Linked DNA regions of Mus musculus: all the other regions are linked to region 2. The links are chromatin loops, found by intact Hi-C in ENCODE. Cell type or tissue: heart. All regions are shown on one strand.

Region 1 (5,000 bases), 76 kb before region 2:
AAAGAAAAATCTCACTTTTTTTTTCCCCCTTCTTCTTAAGGATCTGGAACTTGGGAAGTGAAGGGCCAGAGGGAAGGATCTGCCTCTGCCACCTCGCAAGAAGAAGGAGGTGGGGGAAGCAGGCTTAGGCCCAGGACCTGAGTGATTAGTGGCACACTTTAAAGGCTAAGGAAGATTAAATCCCCCTTCTATTGTTCCAGTTGTTCAGGCACGTGTGACCTCAGAACCTCCAAACAAAACGTCTGGGGAAATCCTTCCAGTTCCCTGCCTGGTCAGAAGACCAGGTAGCCTGCAGGTCAGAGAGTAGGGTCCGAGCTAGGGCAAACAGTTTGAGGGAGGAAGAGGAGACGCTGAAAGTCAGAGGTGGATACACACACACACACACACACACACACACACACACGGGTTGGGGGGCGGACTGTGACACCTAGAACCAGAGGCCCAGCGAACAAAAAATGTGAAGCCTGGGGCTGGAGCCCAGCTCCCGAGGCTTGTTTGGCAGAGCGGCCAGGTACCTGCGTCTGTGTGAGTCCCAAGGAGGCCGCCAGCTCCGCCCTCTCAGGCAGAGCTAAGTACTGAGTTTGTTGGAACCTCCGGTTCAAAGCCTGCAACTGCAAACTGGAATAAATTGTCCTGGGTTTACGGATCTTTTTCCCTTTGCCGTTAAAGCGCACCTCGCCGCCTTCCACCACCGTACTCTTCTCGGAGTCCGCCCCTGGAGGGACAACAGAAGCAGAGACCCTTGTTAATGCTGCACTGCCTTTAGTGAGGAGGGACGAGAATGAATGTCTATGGATGGGTTGGCAGAAGTAGGGTCCGGAAAAGAACGTTCAAGAAACCCTGAAAGACTGCGAAGGTCCCTCAAGGTCCGAGCGCACGTCCCTGGCTGCTGCAGACAGAATTGGGTCGTTCCCAAGAGCGCAGCTATTGCCTTTGCAGAGAAAGTTTGCTATTTTTTGCAGGCGGTAGTTGAGGTTTAATTACCCTTAATTGCATACATTGTTTATAGCGCTACGCAATAAATAATTACCGAGACTAATACGTGCACATGTGGGTTTCTGTTTTCCAGCAGGGCATTGTGTGCTCGGCGCACCGAGCGGCCCAGAGGCCCAGCCAGTGCCAGGAGACGCGCTCGGATTTATCCTTTGCTGGACAGTTGTAAATTGAATTGACTTATAATTTTTTTCTTTTCAGTGACAAGGATCCACAGATTGATATCCGAAACCTCTACTACTTCCGCGCTTTCCCCACCCCCACCCACCTCTCTACCCCACACTCTCTTGTCTTTTCTCTTTCCCCCTCCCCTTCTCCCCCTCTCTCCTATTCTCCTTCCCTTCTCTCCTTGTCCCTGGCAAGCGCACGTACCTGGGTCCTCCAGGCGGCTCTGGGCGAGGCTGGCGCTGCCGGGGTAGGACTGCACGGAACTGATGTAGGGGCTGGACGCGTGGCTGCTGACCGAGTTGACGTAGGGGTAGCCCAGCGGTCGGGAGAAGGATGAGGCCGAACTGTAGGCACCGTCGGGCTGCGAATGGCCCGCCGAGTGTAAACAGTGCATGGAGTAGTGCCCGTGGGACATGGGAGAAGGAGACATTTGCTGGTTGGGCGGCCCAAACTCCATAAACACAGCCTTGCCCGACACGGGGCTGTTGAGACTTTCTGGCATGGTGGTCATGGTCATCTCTTCTCGCGGGGTCTGGGTGTGGGTCTTTCTCTCCTCTGCTTCCCTTTTGGGGGTCTCTATGTTTCTCAGGACAGGAAGGAACCCAATTTAAGCGGAACAGGGGTTTTCACTTTCCATTCATAAGAAAATGGAGTTTGTCTCTTTGAAAAGTCTAAGCATGATGCTGCCGAGCTCCCCAAACTCGGTTCAAAGCTTTGACTCAGCCAAGGTCATAAATATTCATGAGCTGGTGGAGCTGATTGGTCGGCTCTCTTGCATAATCACCGGGGATTGGTCCGAGAAGCTCGGGCTCGGCTGGACTAGAGCGGGCGACGCGGCCCGGCCTGGGGAGAATCCGGTCCACACGTCCCGGCCGGGGCTCCTCTGCAACAGAGCGCGCGGAGCGGGACGCACAATGGGCTGCGGCGTCCGCGCAGGAACCTCGAAGGCGCGCGACTCCAGCCTCCCGCCTCCCTCGCGCGCTTCCCGCCCCAGAAACCAACCAGCCGCGCCCTGCCGTCGCCCTCCCCCTTGCTGTCCCCACCCTTCGCCCGCCCCCAACGCCTGGGACCCCGGACCACTTCTTCTTGAGGTCACCTAGTCCGGTGCGGAGCGCCGCTCCAGAGTCCGGCCGCGGTCTCTGGATCGCGGAGTCGCGCACTGGGCGACAACCCAGGTAGCCTGCAGCCAGCGGTCCTTCTGAGCGTCTTGTGCCTAGCTCAGCGCGCTCCAGGCCGCGCCTCCCAGGTTGGGGTTCTCTCGGCCACATCCCGGGGATCTGGGTTTGGGGGCCCTCTGGCCCAACTCACTCACTCGGCCGCCGCCCCGCCGTTGCCACCGTTCCCAGGGGCTTGCTCGCATCTCTCCAGGCCCAGCTGGCCACTCCAGCTCGAGGCTGCACGGGTCTGATCAAAGCAGTGCGCGTGGAGAGCCAGGAACCCACGCTTCTCCACCCAGGAAAGGCGGCCGCACCGCCTCCCCCCTCCTTTCCCTCCCAACCTTCCTGCCTCCCCCTCCCCTCTCCACTCCCCCTGAGCCACGAGCCCCGGGCTCACTCGCCCCGAGGGCGCGGCTCAGCGTGGAGTCCTGAGGGCCCGCAGTCGCCTGGTGGCTGGTGCATCGAACTCCTGCCAGGTGGTCATTTTCCGACCTCCTGGGGTCTGGCCAGAGTACTTGGGGTTTGGGAGTCCTAGGGAGACACCGACACCCTCAGCAAATCCTGATCAGTGGTAGGCTTGAATATTTGTGTTTAGATATGCCCCTCTCTGTCGCCCGATCTCTTCCTCACCTCCAGTGGCCAAAGCTGGAGCCTCCGGGCCCGGGGGTGAGGTGGGGAAGCTGGTGAAGGAAAGAGCTGCCAAAGCGCGCTGTCTACCATCTGGGTGCAAGTGTTGAAAAGTGCACAAAAGATTCTCTCGCACTCCACCCCCCCACTACTACCACACACCACCTCGCGTGGCGCAAACTACGCTGGTTGCTAGGGACTGTTGGTTCCCAATCCCGCCAGCCCCACGATGAATCCCAAATTACTTTGTTAGGTAATTAGAAAGTGTTGATAATTATTTCTTTCATAATTTAGCGGTGTGACGGGGACCGGGGGAAATGATCTTGTGAAAGTTCACACGTGCACACGTATTAGTTACTGATTCATTTGATTAAATGGTAGTCTCAAGTGCTCAGATCCGCAGCTGAAGGCGCCCCATTAGCATAACACTGATGTTTAATTTTCATACGCATAATTAGCCATATATTTAACACTAATAGCAACATGCAGCCTTTCAGCGTTAAACAGCCCGGGGATTTGATCTGGCCTGAGCTGAACCTGCGCCGCGGCACCTTCCCCTATCTGGAGTGCACAGTGATCACAGGGAGACCTCTGTAATCAAGCACATTTTGGCAGAGGGAACACCAATAAAAATGAACATTCAAAACAAATTACATCGGTGATGTCGTTACAGATATGAGTACAGGGGATTCATTCTCATTCTCTCTCTCTCTCTCTCTCTCTCTCTCTCTCTCTCTCTCTCTCTCTCTCTCTCTCTCTCTCTCTCCTTCAGCAGCAGCTCCTGCCTAAAGATTTCCTCTTCTGATTAAAGGCATGAGGCTGTGCGCAGAAACATTTCATGCAGCATGTTGGTTGGAGCAAAAGAGAAAAACAAAAGAAAGAGGAAAAAAACAAAACAAAAAACAACAGTCCAAAATTCGTAAACCAATAAAGGGTTTGCCATCGCCTGAAAGGTTTTTTGTTTTGTTTTTGTTTTTTCCTTAATCGCCAAACCACAAGGTGAGGCTTTGTAACACCAACCAACTAAGAACTCCAACTCGCCTCGTCCTGGTCTTCCTGTCGTACTCGCGATTTTAATAGCTCCTTCTTAGTGCCTGTTTTGGGGTGTGGAGTGCCGTCCTGTGCGCCCAACGCAGCCGCTTGGATGCCATCTGAACCGAAGGTCTCTTCGCCTTGCGGGCCTTGCCCATGTAAGTGATCGCTGCGGTTGTGCGCCGGGGTTGGGATGGGGAAAACTGGACTGGTGTCTCTTGGAATTTAGTGCAAGGTATGGGGACGTCGGATGGCCGGATTGCCTAGGACCAGTTTATCCCAGAGACTGGTTGGGTTGGGGAACCAGAGAGCGACCATGGGTCTACTAGGTGCTCTGTCCTTCCACTTAGCAGAGCAGGAGGCCAGGCTGGCTACTGGGAACGGGTGGGCACGATAGGGTTTCAGAGTCTGGCCACATTTAGAACTGAGCTGTGTGTAGGTGAGGGAGCACACTTGAGAATTATTTCCTAACTCAAGGAAGCAAGTCTTGGGAGAAACTGAGCCGGGTCCCTGAAAGAGTGTACAGGCCTCAGCAAACTTCAGGAAGTGAGATCTTATCTCTACTTTGTGAGTCCCGGTGTGCAGTCCTCCAACTGACCCAACTCTAAAGTGACACACCTGCTCCAAAATGCTCAGACCTTTGCCAGCCCAAGTATGAAAGGAACTTAGACTCTCCCATTGGTCCTGAAGGTTCCAGATCGGGAGCAGAACTCACGGGAGTCACCTCAGGAGCCAACAGCTCAGGTAGCCAGCTTACACTTCCTGTCTGGAATCCCTGCGGTTCAGGGTTAGGCGTCAGGTCAATTTAGTTGGTCAGCTGATGAGGAAGTGGAAGAGAGGAGGCTCTTAAAAAACAAAAACAAAACAAAACAAAAAAACGAACCCTACTTCTCAGTCTTAACTTCAAAGAACATTACACAAAATTCCTTTAAGTTTGTTTCCTACAGAGCTGCTGCGTTTAGCAGCACAGGCTAGATTACTAAATCAGATTATATACCTTCCCCATAAATACCTTCACCTGCA
Region 2 (5,000 bases):
TAGAACACAGCTATGTTCACTTGTACTTGGCAGAGTTGTGTAATTGTAACAGAGAATATTGCTCACAAAAGTCTAAGATACTATCTGACCTTTACTGAGTTCTACATTGGAGTAAGACCTCTGGTATTTCCCCTAAAAATAAAGGCACCCCCCCAAAAAAAAATCTGTTCTAACAAAGATAACACCAAGTGTGGGAGAACCAAACTACCTGCCTAATACTCAACATATTTTAAAGAAAAAAAATCAACATAATCTCCAAAAGATACCAGTCATTGTGTTACATATATAATTATGTTACATGAGCTGTGAAGCAGGAAAGTGTAGCCAATCAATTATCACCACCATCATCACCACCATCATCAAATAAGACAGACTGTGGGGAAACTCTGATTTCAAGTGTTTAAAATAGCCGTTACGGGGCTAGAGAGATGGTTCCGTGGTTAAAAGCACTTACTGCTCTTCCAGAGGATCTGGCCAGTTGGATTCTCATAACCTGTATCTTATGGCTCACAACTGCCTATAATTTCAGTTCCAGGGGATATGACTCCCTCTGGCCTCCTCAGGTACCTGCACATATGTGGTGCACGTAAACTCAAGATGGATTACATGCATGCACATAAATAAAAAATAAATCTTTTTTTAAAAAGTTGTTATGTTTACTGGGTGTGGCAGCACATGCTTGGAAATGGCAGAAGGACCAGGAATTCAAGCCCGCCCTACACAAGACCCTGTCTCATAAAATAAAATGTAACAATTGTTACAAGAGCATGACTGGGAAATCTGAACAGAGAAACTGACAGAGAAATGCCCAGTATGACGGGTGGTTTACACCACTAATCTCAACACACGGTGGTAGAGGCGGAAGGACCAGGAGTTCAAGGCTACAGGAGATTCTGTCTTAAAACAAATAAATAGCTAAATAGAAATTCTAAAAATAAGTACAATATACAAGACAATGAGTAGGATTCTCAGTCTTTCTGTCTTTCTTTTCTTCCTTCTTTGTTCCTTCCTTCCTTCCTTTTTTTCTTTCTTTCTCCTCTTATGGAGCAGGGGAACCCCAAACCAAGGCTTATGGGTGCTAACCACTGAGCTATACTCCCTAGGCACAGTTTTCAGAGATACATAGGCAAAAGAATCTACAAATAAAGTGATATACCTAGGACATCCTTTAAAATAATACCATCGTGGGAGGCACTGTGGCTGGGGTGGAGAAGTGAGTGTCTCTACACACATGATTTGTGAGCAGACAATGTGTATGCAGAGTTTGCCGCTCTGTTGTGTGTTTGAAATTTCTCCTATGAAGAACATTTCAAAGGCTAAAAAAAGAAAATCTAATCTTCACATGAACAAGTTGTATTAAATGTACAAGATCATTCAAGTGATGAGAAGTTCTGGGTACACACAGAATGACCAGAGTCATCTTTGCCAAAAACCTCTAAGATATGTAGCACTATATTTTGAGTGCTTTGGAAAATATGGGCATTTCATAAAAACTGAATATTTTATTTCACAAAGCCGTGAATCGTGTATGTCATTCTCTGTATGTATTATATTAGATACACATATACACACAAATATAACTACACAAATATATGAGTATCTGATTTCACAAAGGGGGGGCTGTATTGAGCTAAACTGGGCTGGTGAGATGGTTCAGTGGGTAAAGCCTGAACCAAGCCTCATGGTCTGAAAAACAGATAATGGGAGAACTCCCACAAGTTCTCCTATGACCCTGTGACCTTTGTATGCACACCTTGGCACCTGTTTGAGCATACACCAGACAAACAAATATATGTAATTTTAATGTCCTACAACTTGCTTTTTCCAAATATTCCAAATAATATATTTTTGTGGACACCATTCCATGTCAACGTCAAACTTTTTTACACACCCTTAGATACACACAAATAAGTTGGTATCTGACTTCACAAAAGGGGATTGTATTAAGTTAAGCTGGACTGGTGAGATGGCTCGGAAGGTATATAATACGTGCTGAGTATTGCTCTGAAAATATTTACCTCCTAAAACCGTTCCTATGTGCCTGGCACTTAAATTGTATCTAAAGTCGTTGGTGTTCCTTTTTTTTTTTTTCGTCCTTCTTGAACCTATTTTTGAGTTCTTGCTAGCAAAGAATCCGAACCTAGTACTAATTCAACAACGATTCGCCGGAAACGCATCTGTTTGGAATGCCCCTGACATCGTTAGCTCTCCTAAGTCATCATGACTGTCATCACCTTTTACAAGTTTCTCAAAAAGGCATGCCAATCCAACAGCTCTAAACCGAGTGTTCCGGCGCATTTCACCGTCGTCGCTGGTAGATACGTCTGCAACACTAACCACACAAGTAAAGAGAGGGAAGAAAACTTCAGGTAACGACCCACAAATCTCAAGAACTAAGCACTCAAGCAACATGGTAAGAAGAGGACAAACGTGTGTCTGTTTCTGCAGCGTGCCAACGTGTATGGTATACGCGGGTCCGACTGAAAGTACGCACGTGCGTACCAAGCCCACGCGCGGACGTGTCTCTGGGCGCGTAGCCCTGGAGCGGTCGTATGCCGATCGCTTACCTCCACGGACGAGCAGGGGGACGCCGATGGGCGCCGCCATGTTGGCTCCGGTCACGTGGCCAAGAGAGCCTCGCAGCTCCGCCCACTGGAGTAGCCGCGCTCTCAAAGCCCAGAAGCGCTGAAGCAGTGGGAGGCGAGTGCGCGCGCGCGCGTGAGCTGGCTTGCAGGAGCCCGGGCTAGCGAGTGCCTCTGGTGTCGAGGCCAGCAGCTCCGTCTGCGGCCAGCTCGCTTCCACCAGGAGAGGCTGGCTCCGGCCGCAGTTCTCTCTCTGAGCTTCCAGACCCATCAGGGATGGAAGAAAGTCGTCATGTAAGTGTAGCCTCCAGTATTTATAGAATCACCATTTTGGTGCATGGATACGTGAAGTTGGGCGAGAGGAAAAAAAAAACAAACAAACAAACACAATTTAGTGTGCAACAAAGCACTTTCATCGCCTTTCATTCGGTTACAAATCATTTCCAGGCAACTAGTTGAAAAAGTTGGATCAGTTTGATCAGCTTCCCTTTGCAATGTTAGAATATTAATTACTCAGCAGAGACTCCAGAATAGAATAGTTGGGACACCTATGTGGCCCTGTGGGTATCTTCACAGGATTTCTCCTTCCCTGATGACACTTCCTGCTTGGCAGTATTAACTGCTGTTATCCCTAAATTAGATATTTAAAGAATGACGCATGTCAGCTTGCATAGCCCCTATGTCAAGGCAAGTGAGGCAGCCGCTGTACCTTCGATGATACTGTTGCCCGATTTCACCAGGTTCTGTGCCTCTTGCCCTTGTTTTGCGGTGGAGTCCAGACGCTCATGGACCAGGTGTTATCCATCTTGGTAGCTTCCTGTGCTCAACACAGACCATGATACCCCAAGATGTGTATGGTGAAAGAACCCAAACTGTAGTGTAGCAGTTTCTGGACTTTGAATGCAGTCGAGATCGATAAGGATTCCTTGTGAATATGTGGATGTCTTCTCATTGATTTTAAAGAATCCACATGCGGGCTGGAGAGATGGCTCGGCGGTTAAGAACACTTAGGACTCTTCCTGAGTTCAATTCCCAGCAACCACATGGTGGCTCACAACCATCTTTAATAGAACCTGATGCCCTCCTCTTGTGTGTCTGAAGATAGCTACACTGTACTACATATATAAAATAAAAAATAAAAGAGTCCACATGCTCAACTGGCACACCTTTAACCTCAGGAGGCAGAGTTCAACTCATCACAAACCTCAAATCGGAGAACACTTAATCCAAGGGTATTCTTTTTGTTTGAGAATATCATACACACATAGAATGTGTTTTTGTCTAATACACTCCCAGCACCACCACGCGCCCCCATCCTTCTCCTCCAACTCCTGCTCATCCCTTCCACCACATTTCCCTTTCAACTTCATGTGCTTTTATTTTAACACACTGAGTCCATCTACTGCCAGTATGCACATGAATGTAGGGCCATCTACTGGAGCACGGGGATCCTTTCAGGGGCAGAAACCCTGGAGAAAACTGACCACCCTCATCCCCTCAGTAGCTCTGTCAATTGTCAGCTATGAATGGGACTTTGTGTCCTTGTCCCAATCTATGTTGAGATCTCGGCTAGCTAGGTCTTGTGCGTGTAGTGACAGCCATTATGAATCCATGTGTGCCTTGGTCCTGTTTCATCCAGAAAACACTTCCACAGAGGTCACCCTGTACCTCTGGCCCTTAGAATCTTTTCATAGCTCCCCTCTTAGGAGATCATCCCCTGAACCTTGGAGTTAGGGAATGTGTGTGTGTGTGTGTGTGTGTGTGTGTGTGTGTATGTGTGTATGTGTGTGTGTGTGTGTGTGTGTGTGTATGTGTGTATGTGTGTGTGTGTTTGTGTGTGTGTGTGTATGTGTGTGTGTGTGTGTGTGTGTGTGTGTGAGAGAGAGAGAGAGAGAGAGAGAGAGACAGACAGACAGACAGACAGAGAGACAGAGAGAGGGTATAGATAGAGATAGATAAAGAGATAGATATTGATCTAGATAGAGATATATCTCCCATTTAGGGATGAGCACAGTCTATTAATCTTGCACATTGGCCAGTTGTCAGTCTTTATATTAATCTCCATCTACTTCAAAAAGAAGTTTCTCTCAGGAAGATTAAGAAACACACAGATGTATGGGTATAAAGATAAGACCTTAGGGTGCAGCTCAATACCATGTCCATTTAGGAGAGTCAACATGGTGGTTCACCACCTCCATGGGTACTAGGAACACAGTTGGTACATAGACACTGGAAAGTGACATAAAAGGACACATGACATTGACTTCTGGAATGCATACACATGCTTGTGCTTATGTGCATATATACACTGTTCACATAAAAGACTTGCTGGGTGCCAGGTGTGGTGGCACATGCCTTTAATCCCAGTACTCAGGAGGCAGAGGCAGGAGTATTTCTGAATTCGAGGCCAGCCTGGTC
Region 3 (5,000 bases), 64 kb after region 2:
GCCATCCTCAGTTACAAGAGACCCCCATCTCAAAAAAAAGAAACAAACAACAAATTATGTTAAGAAAAACAAACGAACAAACAAAAAAACAGGTTATAACAACAAAAATATGGTGGTAGTATGGGTACTTTTGTGGGAGGCAATGTCACTAAAGAATAGTACATTCCCTTCATCTGCCTTGACCTCTATGCAGCTGTGGTTGCCTTTCAACTCCTGATCCTCCTGCCTCCACGTCCCAGGTGTTAGGATTACAGGTATACACCACAAGTAGAAATATGTGGCTCTCCAGAGTTCACTGCCCTGCCATTCTCGCAGAAATTGCTAGAGACCCCATGTCATGGAAGTAACAGTGGAGAATGACAAAGAAAGCGGGTATCCTCCACTGGCTTCTGCATGTGTGCAAACTGTTATGTATACATCACACATTTTCAAGCTGCAGAGAAAGCACATTATATAACAGAATGCCAGTTTTAGAAAAATAACATATGTAAGTACAGAAAATACCATCTTGATTAGGAGTCTGTGGAGTGAAGGTTCAGTAAACTATGACCTCTTGTCACAATCACTGGATTAGTTGCATTGGTTCTAGTTTCATTTCTGGCGCTGTGATAAAACACTGACTAAAAGCAACTCTGTCAAGGATTTAAATGGCTTATGATTTCAGGTCCATCACTAAGGGAAATACAAGACCAGCCTGGTTTACAGAGTAAGTTCCAGGACAGTCAGGAGCCTACATTTAGCCTGGGGTAATGATTCTCTACCGTCTGTCTTTGCAGATGTCCTTTCTGAACATTTTAAACAAATGGACACACTATACTGGTTTTGCCTGCCTTCTTTTACTTAGCATGTTTTTCAGATTTCTCCACATTGTGTGACAGGTATCAGAACTTCTATTGTCAGACAATATTCCACTGAATAACTATGGCATACTTTATCTGTTTACCAACTGCTTTATGAGTTGTTTACACTTTTTGGCTATTGTAAATAACTCACTTTTAAGTATTCATGTATAAATGAACATCTTCACTTCCCTTGAACAGACACCTAATAAAAGGGCTGGCTCACGTAGCTAATTTATGTTTGTTTTTTTTTTTAAACTAGGGCTGGTGAGATGGCTCAGTTGATAAGAGCACCCGACTGCTCTTCCGAAGGTCCGGAGTTCAAATCCCAGCAACCACATGGTGACTCACAACCATCTGTAACAAGATCTGACGCCCTCTTCTGGAGTGTCTGAAGACAGCTACAGTGTACTTACATATAATAAATAAATAAATCTTTAAAAAAAAAAAAAAAAGAGCACTGGTCTCTTCCAGAGGTCCTGAGTTCAATTCCCAGCAAACACATGGTGGGAATCTGATGTCCTCTTCTGGTATTCATGAAGATAGAGAAAGCACTTATGAACATAAAATACATTTAAATTTTTTTTCCAAACCAAAGTTGTTATATCATTTTAGATATAATACCAGCAACCCATGAATTTCCACATCCTAACCAACAGCTGTTATTATCATATTTGCAATTTTTTTTAAAAAGATTTATTTATTATATCTAAGTACACTGTAGCTGTCTTCAGACACACCAGAAGAGGGCATCCGATCTCATCATAGATGTTTGTGAGTCACCATGTAGTTTCTAGGATTTGAACTCAAGACCTCCGGAAGAACAGTCAGTGCTCTTACCAGTCCTGCTCCCTGGGGCCTGAAGATTGATTGATTGAATGATTATATGTAAGTACGAGCACCAGAAGAGAGCATCAGATCTCATTACAGATGGTTGTAAGCCACCATGTGGTTGCTGGGATTTGAACTCAGGACCTCTGGAAAAACAGTCAATGATCTTAACAGCTGAGCCATCTCTCCATCCCCCATTTGCAATTTTTTCCCCCGAGACAGGGTTTCTCTGTATAGCTCTGGCTGTCCTAGAACTCACTCTGTAGACCAAGGCTGGCCTCGAACTCAGAAATCCGCCTGCCTCTGCCTCCCAAGTGCTGGGATTAAAGGCATGCGGCACCACTGCCTGGTGTATTTGCAATTTTTAAGATGAGATCACATATACTTTCTGCCACACTATCTTTCACTTTCTTATCACTATCTTTCCCCTACCCCTTCTACCGCATGAACTTAGAGAACTGCCTAAAATCTCCATGTCCAGTCAACGCAGAAAGTACCTGTTACGTAATCGTCTTAACCTCAAGCTGTGTTTCCTATTTTAAAGGCTCTGTTAAATACAGGGCTGCACACACAGAACTCCTCTGAAAGGAAATACGCACCTAGTTTCAGCTCGATTGCTGTGTTGGTGTTACACTTGTACTCTGCTAGTTTCTTCTCCACGGCACTCTTATACTCCACCAGAAATTTCTCCAAGGCTAGAAACGAATAAAGCACAGCAAGAGGATTCTACTACACACAGCACAGAAGTTCCATTCTAAGTGACAAGTTGGGCAGTGTAAAAACGACTTTCTCAAAGGACATCTAAAAAAACAATGATCTCAGGAATCCTGAAGGGTTATGAGACCCTGAGTGTGCCCTGAACCAGGGCAGGGCAGCAGCACCGCGCTCGCTCAGAAGTTGGCTGGGAGGGAGGTGGGCAGGGCCCTGGAGAGGATCAGCTGGCGGGAACTGGACCTAATGGGTTACATTAGGGCGACAGTGAGCAAAGGGGAACGAGGGGGTGAAAGGCTCCGAGGCAGACCGCGCTCCACCAGACCAAACTGAGCGCCTTGCCTGAGCTCAAGGCCCGGGAGGCCCACGGGAGGCGCCGAGCGTCAGCACCGGGGGCGGTGGCGCCGAGCGCGGCCCACCGGGAGCCAGTCCCCGACCCTCAGTGCCTCGCGGAAGGGAGAGGCCTTCTGGAACCTCTGCTAGAGCCCGAAAGTTCCAGGCGGCCACTGTCACGGCCGCCTCAACGTTCTTCCCCAGAAGCACCCGCCTCCTCCCCTTGCTAAACTTTTCCCGGGAACTTACCCGCCATTTCCGAGCTCCGAGCGCCCGCAGCTGAGGAAGGACAAATCAACCCGCGCGCTCCCGGGCCGGAAGTGACCGCAAGGACTTACGCGTTTCCCCCGCCCATCCTCGGCGAGCCACGAACCAATGAGAGGGAGAAGGTCCAGGCGCGCGGCGGCGGAAGTGCCTCAGGAGGCGGGGCTAGCACCGTGAGAAGGCGCCCGCGGTTGCCTAGCCACCGCACGTGAGGATGCCCTCACCCCATGTCTTCGGCGTCCCAGCCTGTGCGGCTTGCTGGCCACTAGAGACTTGCTTAGAAATTAATGTGAATTCTCAAACAGCTTAAGGCGATTGTCCTTCCCATCTTTTGGCCCGAACGCAAGTTTTTCTGTGGGGGTTTCATTTCGAAGTTTTTAAACTTTTTGATTCAACTTTGCCATAACCCATTTTAAAAGGTTCCTCTGAATTTTATTCGTATTTTGGAGCTGGGTGACCAATTCAGAGTCATACTTATGGTAGACATAAGGCTCTGCCACTAACCCATTATAGACTTTCTTTGTGCTCCCAAATTGAAAAATAGTGCCATATTAAAGAACTCAGGGACCCAAAATGGAAGACTCCCGAAAGCTGTGCTCTGATTACATGCTAGCGTGCACAACTATTAAAAGTAAAATTTAGAAATATACCTGCTTTTGCTCTTAAGTTTTCTGGACAACCATTTAGCTCACTAAAAGTGGTTACTAACACTACCTCAAGTGGCTTGATTTAGTTGGACTTGTATGAGGTCCTAGTGGCTTGAACTAATCATAGGATACTACCCATTTTTAATCATGGGCCTTATTATTTAGTTGCTTTTGGATTTTTTTTTTTCTCCCAGAGGATAATTTGCTATTTACCTCTACGATGGTATTCAAATACCAGACTCCCTGGTGTCAACACATTTGCTGATACGCTTTAAAATGATGCATGCCGTATGGAAAGTTGATCTTTGGTATATCGGGTCTCTCTAGAAAAGAAGGAACCAATGGAATGAACATATATTAAAAGATGACTTACCACCTTGGCTTATGTGGTACACTTGGAGAGGCCAGACAGTGGTTGTCTCACAGCAAATGCTGAAAACCTGGTGGTCAGTCCTCAAAGCTAGGAGCCTCAGCCCAATCTGCCTGTGAAGACCTGAGGGACTCCTGGAGAACTGTTGGGTCTCTGCCTAGCAAGGTTCTAATACCAGCGCTTGAGAAGGCTAGGCTGACTCCATGACAGGCTTCAAATTGGCAGTTAAGGAGGTTAGGCCTAAATCTCTTACCAAGACCTGGGCAAGTCCAGGCAAGTCCAGGCCTCCGAAGCCGGCCCGCCACCTGTCTGGCCACCTGTCTGGCCCGAGGCAAGGACAATGGGTCAGCAGCAGTTTCCAGGCCTCCCCCAACAAGTTTACAGCCTCTCTACCCCGGCAATGGAATGTCAGTAGAGATGGACCCAACAGATTATCATAGAGGTCACCTACCCCAGAACTCCCTAATGTGCTTTAAATCAGGCCTCTGAGCTCACTTGGGTGTCTCTCTACCTGGGTCATGGGAGACCCAGCTTGCTAGACTTCTGCAGAATTCAACACTCTTTGTGGTTACATACTATTGGAGTCCAGGGTGACATCCTTCAGCAAATCATGGACCCTTACACACCAAAAAGGTCAATGAACTCTCCAGTGAGAATGAAGGTTAAGGAGGCAAGTTAGCAAAGCTTTCTTTCTGCCTTTTACCTGGGCCATTACCAGAAGGTGCTGCTCACACTTAAAGTGAGTCTTCTCCCATCAATTAAGATGATCAAGGCAATCCCCAGCAAACATGCTCACACTAATATAGGTTTGTGTGGGTCATATATGTATGTGTTATATAGTATATATGTGTATATATGTATGTAGTATGTAATACATATATGCATGTATGTGTGTATATAAACATTTATATGTGTGTATTTTGTTCTATGCCATGGTGACAGTTAAAACTAACCATCACACGTGGTGAAATAGTCTAGAATTAATATGCTCTCTAGTATTAGAGA

Evidence for each region. Hi-C counts contacts between places; a loop is a spot of excess contacts. Peaks named below come from ENCODE experiments on the same cell type or tissue, not always from the same donor. Only the 100,000 strongest peaks of a DNase experiment are listed, where the experiment ranks them.
Region 1: a loop joins it to region 2, with 2.3 times the contacts of the local background. A loop is called at or near these places in 26 of 42 quality-filtered maps.
Region 3: it touches region 2 in a loop (2.3-fold over the local background); 3 of 42 quality-filtered maps call a loop at or near these places.

The regions. Positions count from the first base shown.
Region 1 is chr2:71,526,672-71,531,671 of GRCm38, reverse strand. It overlaps Dlx1 (distal-less homeobox 1), which reads right to left and starts at 2,227. Exons shown (of 3, transcript NM_010053.2): 1 at 1,366-2,227; 2 at 516-715. The coding sequence starts at 1,678. It also overlaps Dlx1as. In heart, no CTCF peak of the experiment used is centred here; a DNase peak (open chromatin) is centred at 1,951; H3K4me3 peaks cover 3,142 bases; H3K27ac peaks cover 1,818 bases; H3K27me3 peaks cover 4,547 bases.
Region 2 is chr2:71,450,966-71,455,965 of GRCm38, reverse strand. It overlaps Metap1d (methionyl aminopeptidase type 1D (mitochondrial)), which reads right to left and starts at 2,628. Exons shown (of 10, transcript NM_025633.3): 1 at 2,568-2,628. The coding sequence starts at 2,607. In heart, a CTCF peak has its summit at 2,725; a DNase peak (open chromatin) is centred at 2,665; H3K4me3 peaks cover 1,589 bases; H3K27ac peaks cover 1,183 bases; H3K27me3 peaks cover 964 bases.
Region 3 is chr2:71,387,268-71,392,267 of GRCm38, reverse strand. It overlaps Hat1 (histone aminotransferase 1), which reads right to left and starts at 3,008. Exons shown (of 11, transcript NM_026115.4): 1 at 2,964-3,008; 2 at 2,270-2,365. The coding sequence starts at 2,970. In heart, no CTCF peak of the experiment used is centred here; a DNase peak (open chromatin) is centred at 3,097; H3K4me3 peaks cover 1,806 bases; H3K27ac peaks cover 1,429 bases.